Regions from separate parts of the Homo sapiens genome. Here region 2 is linked to region 1. A link is a loop called in an ENCODE intact Hi-C map of the cell type or tissue named here. Cell type or tissue: heart right ventricle. All regions are shown on one strand. Links, peaks and the distances in the headings refer to the core of each region. The heading gives the core; the rest is flanking DNA. Region 1 overlaps SV2B (synaptic vesicle glycoprotein 2B). Region 2 has its middle 35 kb from the start of SV2B.

Evidence for each region. A loop is a pair of places that touch in the nucleus more often than their neighbours do. Peaks named below come from ENCODE experiments on the same cell type or tissue, not always from the same donor. Only the 100,000 strongest peaks of a DNase experiment are listed, where the experiment ranks them.
Region 2: it touches region 1 in a loop (3-fold over the local background); 14 of 110 quality-filtered maps call a loop at or near these places.

Annotation. Positions count from the first base shown.
Region 1 is chr15:91,140,332-91,145,718 of GRCh38, forward strand. The region is part of intron 1 of SV2B (synaptic vesicle glycoprotein 2B); the gene reads left to right. Among named protein-coding and RNA genes, the nearest start is that of SV2B, 43 kb to the left of the region's middle. In heart right ventricle, for the core only: a CTCF peak has its summit at 2,007; no DNase peak of the experiment used is centred there.
Region 2 is chr15:91,062,842-91,068,228 of GRCh38, forward strand. No RefSeq gene overlaps it. Among named protein-coding and RNA genes, the nearest start is that of SV2B, 35 kb to the right of the region's middle. In heart right ventricle, for the core only: no CTCF peak of the experiment used is centred there; a DNase peak (open chromatin) is centred at 2,801.

The sequences.
Region 1 (5,387 bases), core at 78-5,077:
TCCATTAAGAAGGATTTTAAAATAATAAAAATGCCTTTCAGCATTTTCTGTCTCAAAAGTCTAGTGCTTCTCCCAGAGGAGGAGAACAAAAATATCACCTTCTCAAAGGAAGCTTTAATTAGGTGTATATCTCTCCTGTGTGCCAATTCGTGGAGTTCCTCCAAATGAACTTCCCACACACTTCTGGCTGAAACTGGCCCCTAGTTAGCACTAGCTCATTCATTAGGTCTGCTTCCATTTAACCCGAGGCCTGAGGAGTAGCCCATTGCTCTCCTCTTTGATCTCCTCCAACAGAGTGGAGAACATGTCTGACAGTCAGTTTTTCTTTCCACACTAGGCTTCCTGGACTAACCAGGACTGGGTGTGAGACATGTACTAGATACTTCTGTGGCTTAAAACACCACCTTCTACCAAAGGCATGCTTCTGTTTGTCTTGAAGAAGTTTCTGGCATGGCTCAGTGGCTGTTTATCACCTCTGTATTAAGGACAATAGGATGAGCCCCTGGTTGATTAGAGCCTTGCTGGGGGTTGATAAACACACACCGAGATAGAAGACTCTCTGTTTTCTTATGGCCACAGGCAGCAAAGAGAAACCACACAGCCTCAGATGAACATATGTTAACACTAAGATTCTCCACACTTCCTCCAACTTCTTTTAAAATAGAACTATTTTCATGATGGAAGCCAGAAGTGCTACAAGCACTCAGGTGGCAGGACTTATAGCTAAGAGTGGCATAGGATCACACTGTTTCTTAAACCCCACTTCTGGAACTGGCTACATTCTTTGGAGACCATTTTTTAAAAAGTAGCCCTTTCTTCCACCCCATTCCCACAGGATTTTCTTCGGTAGGTCTGCATTGAGGCCTGAGAAACTCCAATTTTGGCAGGGTTCTTAGGGGATTTCTGATGTACAGCTTGAGTTGGGAACTGCCGATGCTGAGTTAGAGCTATTCTAGCAAGGGCGTGGAGTGTTTCCAGATTTTTGCTGGCATCATCTAGGGTGTCTTGCAGAACAGGGCCTTGCTCTTCTTCAGGAAGACTTGGAGTTTTCAGGAGCATCTTAGTAGTTTAGCTTTCTAACCTGCTCCTAATCCAGGTGATAAGTGAGTTCATTGAGGTATCCTGGTCAAGGGTGGAGAGAGGTTCCGCTTTGAGGGCCAGCTCTGCCACTTACCATCTGTGAGACTTTCAGCGAGTTACCAAATTCCAGCGAGCTTTGCTTTGAATGTCTAAAGAGTGGTAAGGGTAATATCTACTTGAGAGGGCTCTTGTGAAGATTAAATGACAGAATATAAGTAAAATGCTTAGCCTATTGCCTGGCACACAGTGAATGCTTAATAAATCATTCATATTATTATTTTTTTCCTAAGGGTTCAAGCCAATAGAGTTGCCAAATAGTTTGGGTTTTGTTTTGTTTTTTTTTTTGGACAGAGGTCACATTTTGGCAACATCTTTTTCTGCTAATGGATATTACAGAAAGTTACATTCAGAGAGTTAGATGCTGTACCTGAAAGGGTGTATGTTTAAAAGACTGACACTGTCGGACGGGAATTGGCAGTAGAGAACACAGGGTCCCACAGTGGATCCTCAGAGCAAGGATCCTCAGAGCTCCTGAGCAGAGGAATGGCACAAAGAGAGCAGGGAGGCAGAGAGGTAAGATACACGGCTTTGCAGGAACTCATTTCAGCCTAGATGTTAGCTGGAGGCCCTGAACCCTAAGAGCTGGATATGATGGGATCACACTCCACTCTACACTCTGGAAAGGTCCAAGATTTCTTGCATTTCACAGGCATCTTCAAAAGTCCCCCTTGACTCTGACTTCTGCTGATTCTCAACCCCTGTTCCTGTTGCGTGCCCACAGCCTTGCTGTTCTCTCATCCCTCCCCTGTCTCCTCTCTTCTGTGCTTACTCTGTCCAGTTCACTTCAAATGAGGAACAATTTAATTACCTCTTTTGCTACCTTTTCACTTGCTAACTCATGCTGTCTGGGTGTCTGCTGCCCCAAGTGGCATTTCAAGATATTTTCCTGAACAAAGAGAACAACTTCCTGAAAAAAGTTGCAATGCTTGCTCTTAAGTAATCATTTATTTCCTATCTCCCTCCAAGCCTAAATATTTAAGTAATGAGATGCTGAGGAAATACAGGAATGCTCATGTAGGTGGTGTGTTAGCAATGGAGAGAAAGACTAGATCAGGAGATATTTAAGAAATGATAAGATCCTATGACAAATTGATCATAGAAGAAAAACAAACAGAAGGGGAAGGAAGGGAACTAACATTTATTGAATGCCTGTATCATAACAACAGCCCTATTCTATTAGTTTTATCCCAGCTTTCCAAGAAATGGAAATCAGAGGGGTCAAATAATATGCCCAAGGCCACTCAGACAGTAAATAGAAGGTCCAGGATCCAACCAAGGTGTGGTTTAAAAACCTATATTCTTTGCATTGTATTCTTAATCACTTATACTTCTACCATAGAGGACAGTAGGGTCCATTCTAAACTGTGTTTAGTTCAACACTTATTTGAATTTAATTCAACAAGAAAATCATTTTTTATAAAAATAAAGTTTAGCATATACTCTTACATTTTTACAGCTTGCAATTTGCATCTTTGCATGCATCTTTCTTTCAACGGTTTTTTAGGTGCAGGTAGCAGAATCTGCTGCTGCTTCAGTGTAAATGAGGCTCCTCTTACTCACCTGTGACAGCACAGCCAGTGGCTGGGAGTTCCAGGGAGGCTGTTTCCCAAGTGTTGGTGCTGTCCAGGGACAGACCGGGTGGGTCCACTCTCATGGGAGGTATTAATTAAGCAAAGACTGGAGGACGGCTTGGTTGGGGTGTCGCTGTGGGAATTTGGATTTGGATGGGAGGTACCCACATAGGGCTGTCCATAAGAACCGCTTGGGGGAAGGCATTTTCAAAATACAGATGCCTGGGTCCTATTAGAGACGATTCAGTATGTCTAGAACGGCTCAGAAGCCTTTCAAATATGTTCCCCAGTTGATTGTCATGCACACCCAGGTCTGGGGACCATTGAAACAGGTTGCCATTAACCCTTTTCCCATTTGCCCCGAGAATACCTGCTGGTGGCGCTTGCGGCGGCAGCATTTACCCTGAGATAAGTTTGTCACGAAATATCTCACTTTTATTGTTATTTTCACATTGCTCCAGTGTATTGACTTTGCAAACAAAAGACATCATTCTATCGATAGCATTCTGTTTTTAGTAGTGCTATTTCCATTTACAAAATATAGTAATTCTCGATCGCCGAAAGTGTCAAATCCCAGAAAACGCAGCATTCTTACGTGTGATGTTAACATCATTCTCGAACTGTTGTTGGGTGCAGACCCATTTGATGAGTCCGATTTTTCTGGAATAGATGATTCTGATGATTCAGACGATTCTGATGTTTGTTCTGTTTAGAAATAACTCCAAGAACAGTTTTTATATTTTATTTTCACATTGAAAATTGGTCAGATTTGCTTCAGCCTCGAAGAGCATGTTAATGCAAAATTAAATGAGCACTGGCAGTGAGCTGCACTGTTTTTTTCTAAATGGGTAAAGTGCCCTTCATCACTGGATTCTTTAGAGTCTGTCTTCTATTATGGGAGGGAGAGTCTTATAGCCTTTAAGACACAATACTCTATTCATGTAGGCGGTGATAACTGGTCAAACATGATTCTGTTTCATTCTTGGAGAAGGTAGAATACTGAGCTCCTTTAAAATCTTTGGGTTATACACTCTCTTTGTAATGGAAAATGTTATTTACTCTAGTAGTACTTGTTGGTGATGCCACACATATTTTACTTTGAAGAAGCCAGATAATGTTTATACACCTGCAGGAACTAGCTAGAGGAATCAAGATGAGACTCCTGGCTGATATATGTACTTACAAAAAACCAGAAGGTTAAACACAGGACTGGAGTGGTTTGAGGAATGTAGCATTCTCAAATATACTTCTCCTTGGTGTGCTTGAAGCAGAAAAAGAAAACTCAAGGGATTTAGTAACAAATGTATGTTTTCTGGACCTTGGGTAACATGCTGCCCAATATCTCTCCAGCTCTTGGGTTGAAACATTCATGATTTTTTTTTAAAAAAGCATTTGCTTATTCTTCCCCAAATAGATGGATACTAGTAATAAATAATGAAAAAATATTGAATGCCAGGAAAATGACATGCAATTTTTCCTTCCTCCTGCTATAATACTTTCTTAATAATTGATGTGTGCATCTTTTCTAGTGGTGAAAGACCTTTACTTAAAGAGAGCACATGTTCAAAGCTGAGAGACTTGCTGAGTTTGTGGCCAGCTCAGAGGCATTGACCACCAAACCATTTGCATTTCAACAGCGGGACAGCTCTCAGAAGAGGACACGGGATAGAGACGCCATGCTTTCTCCACTTCTCTTACCTTATTCCATGGCACTCAGCCTTCCTTGGCAGCCAGCCTATTCCTCATTTTTAAGTAGGAGGGCTCTATAATTAACTCCAATCTATTTCTGCCGTGTTAATTAATGTGTGCATACAGAAGGTTGCTGTTTTCCTTAAGGTGTGATGAAGAGAACTGTTTTTTTTTTTTTTTATGGAAGTCACTTAGAGCTTTAGCAGATGTAGCAATTCACTTTGAATAGCAAGACATGACAAATTCTTTTTTTAAATTTAATTTTTATTTTAAGTTCAGGGGTACATGCGCAGGTCTGTTATACAGGTAAACTTGTATCATGGGGGTTGTTGTACAGATTATTTCATCACCCAGGTTATTGAGCCTAGTACCCATTAGTTATTGTTCCTGATCCTCTGCCTCCTCCCACCCTCCATCCTCCAATAGACTCCAGTGTGTGCTTTCCCCCTCACCCATGTGTCCATGTGTTCTCATCAATTAGCTCTCACTTATAAGTGAGAATATGCAATATTTGGTTTTCTATTCCTGCATTAGTTTGCTAAGGATAAGGTTTCCAGCTCTATCCATGTTCCTGAAAAGGATATGACCCCATTCTTTTTATGGCTGCATAGTATTCCATGGTGTACATGTACCACATTTTCTTTATTCAGTGTACCATTGATAGACATTTAGGTTGATTCCATGTCTTTGCTATTGTGAATAATGCTGCAATGAACATACATGTGCATATGTTTTTATAATAGAATGCTTTATATTCCTTTGGGTATATACCCAGTAATGAGATTGCTGGGTTGAATGGTATTCTTGTTTTTAGGTCTTTGAGGAATTGTCATACTGTCTTTCACAATGGTTTAAATAATTTACATTCCCATCAACAGTGTATAAGCATTCCTTTTTCTCTACAACCTCAGCAGTATCTGTTATTTTTTGACTTTTTAGTAATAGCCATTCTGACTGGTATGAGATGATATCTCATTGTGGTTTTGA
Region 2 (5,387 bases), core at 261-5,260, 77 kb before region 1:
CTCTTTTTATTATTAAATATTATCATTACCCTTGGGATGGCTGTGGATGAAGTTCTTATTGAATATCTCCCTAATAATCTTGGACTGAAGTGGCAGTGCTCTTAAGGATAGTTCCTGTATTGGACTTACAGTAGTTCTGCATTAACTCTTAGAAGCTGAACGAGTAGGCTGGGCACGGTGGCTCATGTCTGTAATTCCAGCATTTTGGGAGGCTGAGGTGGGTGGATCACTTGAGGTCAGGAGTTTGAGATCAGCCTGGCCAACATGGCGAAAGCCCGTCTCTACGAAAAATACAAAAATTAGTTGGGCATGGTGGTGCGTGCCTATAATACCAGCTAGTCAGAAGGCAGAGGCAGGAGAATCACTTGAGCCCCGGAGGTGGAGGTTGCAGTGAGCCAAGATGGTGCCACTACCCTCCAGCCTGGGTGACAGAGCAAGACTCCATCCCCCCACCAAAAAAAAAAAGAAAGAAAAAAAAAAGAAGCTGAATAAGTAAATTTTGTTTGCAATAAGGAATGAACAAGTTCTTTTTTATTTTTAGAGATGAGGTCTCCCTGTGTTGCCCAGCATGGACTTGAATTCCTGGCCTCAAGTGATTTTCCCATCTCAGCCCCCTGAGTAGCTGGGGCTACCATGTCTAAAGCTTTTCTTTTCTTTTTTTTAAAAAATTCAAACAATATCATTTGTGCTACATTTACTGTAGGGAAACTGAACATTATAAATAAGGGGAAACTGCTGTTGAAATGAAAAATACATCATTTTTATCCTTTTATAGTTTTACATTGGTGAAAAGAATATGTCTTTGTATAACCCGAGTGTTATTTCAAATGTTCTGGCTTTCTGCCTTTTTCTTGTTCTATATTACTGTCTGTGTTAGAAGATAATAAACAGTATGTGTCCTCCCCGGATTGAATCTGTTATCCACTGTGGGAAGCTCCTGGCTTTGCTTCATGTTCAAAAACATGATTTTTGAGGAGGTTTATGCATATTAAAAGATGGGACTTACCTCAACTGGGACAACCTTTCATTTTTTGCTGCCTGAGCAGATAAAGATGAAAGAGCAGGAAAATCAGAGTTGTAGGTCATAATAATTCCAAATGATGGTTTGCTTTGGGGCTTAGGCCTGGATCATTTATTTTCTCTTTTACTGTCAGCTTGCTAAGGGATCTCATCCTGTCTGCTGGTTTTGAATGCCGTTAACTTGCTGATGGTTCTCAGATTTGTATCAGCAGCCCAGACCTCCCCCGAGAGGCCAGTCAGGTCCACCCAACTGTCTACTTGACATCTCCACTTGGCTGTCTAAGAGGTGATCCAAACTTCACACATCCAAAACCACACTCCTGATTATAGCCTCAACCTTCATCAAGCCTGCCCTCCTCCAGCTCAGTCACTAGCCTTGAAGAATTGTCCTTGTCTCTAGTTCTTGGGAGGGAATCACTACACTGTTGGGATTTCCCAAGTGATAGGAGTGTCTTTACCATTCATGGTGGGCCCCTCGGATCACATCTGAGTTTCCGCTAACGAGATGACTCAGGACAGAGGCCTACCATGACAGAACGACCAACTATGTGATTAGAGGACTGGGGCTTTGAGCTGGGTGATATCAAACTGAACGATGGAGAGGGGAAGGGAACTGGAAGTTGAGTTCAATTTTGTGGTCAATGATTCAGTCAGTCATGCCTACACAATGAAACTCCAGTAAAAACTCTGGACACCAGGGCTCAGGTGAGCTTCCCTGGTTGGTGATACATATTGATGTGCCAGGAGGGTGGCAGGTTAATGTAATGGACAGCCAAGGTTGAGAACCAGGTCAGACACCACAAGCTCTTACTGCCTCTAGGCCTTTGTTTTTCACGTCCGCTCACTTGGAATGCTATTCCCAGCTCTTGAAATTGCCAGGCCTCAGCTCAGATATCCCTTCCTCAGAACAGACTGCTCTGATGTTCCTATCTAAAGTGACCTCTCCTGTCTCCCTCTTTTTCATTACTGTATTTACTTTGTAAGACTTATTTCAGTCTGCAAATATCTCATTTATTTAGATTTACTTGTGTCTGCCTCCCCCAGTAGAATGTGAGTGCCATGAGGGTAGGGGCCTTGTGTCAGTGACTAACACTATGTGAGGCATATCTAGACCCAGTAAGTACTTTTAAAGTGTCTCTTAAACAAATAATTGAATAAATGAATAACTGAAACAACTGGCTGATTAGGTAACATTATACAAGGAAAAATGATGCTCAATGAATTTAATGAATTTTTGTCCTGTATGTAATTATCTAAATCTATCTCTGTGTGTGTTTGTGTGTATATATATATTAGACTGATGCAAAAGTAATTGCGTTTTTTGCCATTACTTTTAATGGCAAGAACTGCAATTACTTTTGTGCCAATGTAATACATACATACATACATACATGGATACATGTATATATACAAAATATGTATACAAAATATGTATCCATGTATGTATACAAAATACGTATACAAAATATGTGTGTATTATATATCCATTTTTTTTCTAGAGTAGATGGTTCTTTTAAAAATATTTGCCTGACAGTATAAAAATGTGAAGTACATGAATTCCGTGAGCCCTAAAGAGTGGAAGAACACTGTGGTTTTGGCTGACAAATTGAAGATTGCTCAAGGTGGGTCCCGGGAACAAGGGCTTCATGGAACATTCTCCTTTGTCTGACCAATTCCTGGTTATCTCTCAGGCCCCATGGTGGAGGTGCCTCTTCTCTGTGCCAAGATGTGGCAGTCACTGCCCAGGACTTGATGTGCTTGTGTATTTGTCAGTATCTATCAGAGGACTGTGCTCTCGGGGACTCTGTCCTGTCTCTACTTTCTCCCAGCACCTAGCACAATACCTGGCAGATAGCTGGAATGCACTCTGTGTACAGAATGCACTGGAGCACACTGCAGTAACAGGGGAAGTTTCAGAGACATTCAGTCTGACTCAGACCCCAGCTGCCACAGTAACTGCCCTGTCACCCTGGACAGAGCCTCGGGGACCTCTTTTGTAAAATAGGAAAAATAGTATCTGCTTCCAAGAGTCCTGGGGAAGGACAGAAGAAGACTGTACTGGGAAATGCTTTTAAAGGCTATGTTAATTACATTTTATTTTAATTTTATTGGCTTCCCCAATATTTCTTCAAAGCAGGGACCAGGCCTTCCAATTTAGCCCATTAGGACTTGTCACGGGACACTGCAGTGCCTATTATCTGCTCGCCCCTCTGTGGCTCTTTTACTCAGTAGCATTTTCCCAGGTGTCTTGATCTGTAAGTAGGGCTCTGAGCTGGTGCAGATTCTGTGAAAGTCAAGCTCTCCTATGGGTCGGTAACTCTGGAAATCTAGAGAATGGGTCAGCATCTGTGACAAGTAAACAGAAAACACATGAAGGGGCCTTTAGGCTACTTTTCTTCCTTGATCATTTAACTACAATGTGCAGAGGGAAGTTGTGGGTCTGGATCTTAAATCTGGGGAACTGACAAAGCCGTCTTCAATGGACAAATTTCAATCTGATGCTCAGTGTCATGGCACTTGCCGGAGAGGCTTCATTGCTTGATTGATGAGGGTGTTGCCAAGGATTTCTATTTTTAATCTTCAAAATTCTTAGCTTGCTTACAACTTGGGGGCTCCACGCACAAGCAGTTTCACTCTCTTCTAGGAAAATGGACCTTTTTCAAGAAAATTAATTTGTTTCTGAAGGCTCATTCTGATACACACACTCTCTTTCTCTTGCTTGTTTTCTTCTCTATTCCCTAAGCGATTTCAAGGGGGCTTGCACTAAGGTAGCCGCCCAACCTGTAAATTAGGAAATAAAGGGAATGAGGTTGTAGTCAGAAAATGGAATAGGAAAGTACATGCTGGATGGGATTAGCTATCTGTGGAATAAATCATAAGATTATTTGTGTGTAAATATTTGAGCAAAGAGTTAGAGGACACCCCAAACTCCAATCAAGTGGACAGTAGAGAATTTATTGAAACAAGTAAATGAGGTATTATATCCAAAGCACCTTGGACAATGCTGGTGCATCGCAGGTAATGAGTAAAAGGTTGTTACCAATAACACCATCTTCATTACTAAGGTTATTAGGGTACAGTTTGAAGGAGGTGGGACCACTGGATGTGACTGCAATTTTGAAAAAGAACTGTCAACATTTGTGGGAGCACTTCCCACACAGTGGGCACTGGAGTCAATGCAGGTGTATGTGTATTAACTCAACCACACTGTGAGGCACTATTCTTATGCCTATTTTACAGAATAGGAAAGTAAGCCACAGAAGCAAAATCACATAGCTAACAGTGGTGAGATGTCAATGTACCAGATCTCTCCCCAGAGCTTGTGCCCTGACTCACTGACTACGTCAGCCTCCTCCCAAGGCATAAATCCGATCAACTTTTGGTTCATTGTATTAAGAAAGACTTATGAAGACAAGGGAAATGATGAAAGAGAGCAGGTCAGAGGAAAGTGATTCATCCTGCTGAAGGTGTGGAGGCACAGCTGGAAGCTACTTTCTGCAATCAAAGGATTGTGTTGGTCAGTCTCAGCTAACATTCAGTTATAACTAATGTTGTTTTATTTTATTATTTTATTTAATTGAGACAGGGTCTTACTCTGTTGCCCAGGTTGGAGTGCAGTAGCACTATCCTGGCTCACTGCAACCTCCACCTCCTGGGTTCAATTCTCATGCCTCAGCCTCCAGAGTAGCTGGGGCTACAGGTGCATGCCAGCACGCCTGGCTAATTTTGTATTTTTTGAGAGACAGGGTTTCACCATGTTCACCAGGCTAGTCTTGAACTTTTGACGTCAAGTGATCTGCCCATCTCGGCCTCCCAAAGTGCTTGGATTACAGGCGTGAACTACTGTGCCAGGCCGAGTTGTAACTAATATTGTTTTAATGAATATTTCTATATCATTTGCATATGTTTTTGTTAATCTATAGTTACTGTATTATTTTGTTGACATAAGTCACGTGAATGCATCAATGACTCAGATAGTTTTGTGTGTGGCTGTGTGATATAATATATTCAGAGAGGTGGTATTATATCTTAATATAAGCTATAAACTTATATTTACACGTTTAAGAAAAACAGAAAAATGGCCAGGCACTGTGGCTCATGCCTGTAATCTCAGCACTTTGGGAGGCCGAGGCGCTTAGATTACTTGAGCCAGGAGTTTGAGACCAGCCTGGTCAACATGGCGAAACACCATCTCTACTGAAAATATAAAAATTAGCCAGGTGTGGTGGTACATTCCTGTAATCCCAGCTACTTGGGAGCCTGAGACATGAGAATCGCTTGAACCTGGGAGGTGGAGGTTGCCGTGAGCTGAGGTCGTGCCACTGCACTCCAGCCTGGGTGACAGAGCGAGATTCAGTCCCCCAAAA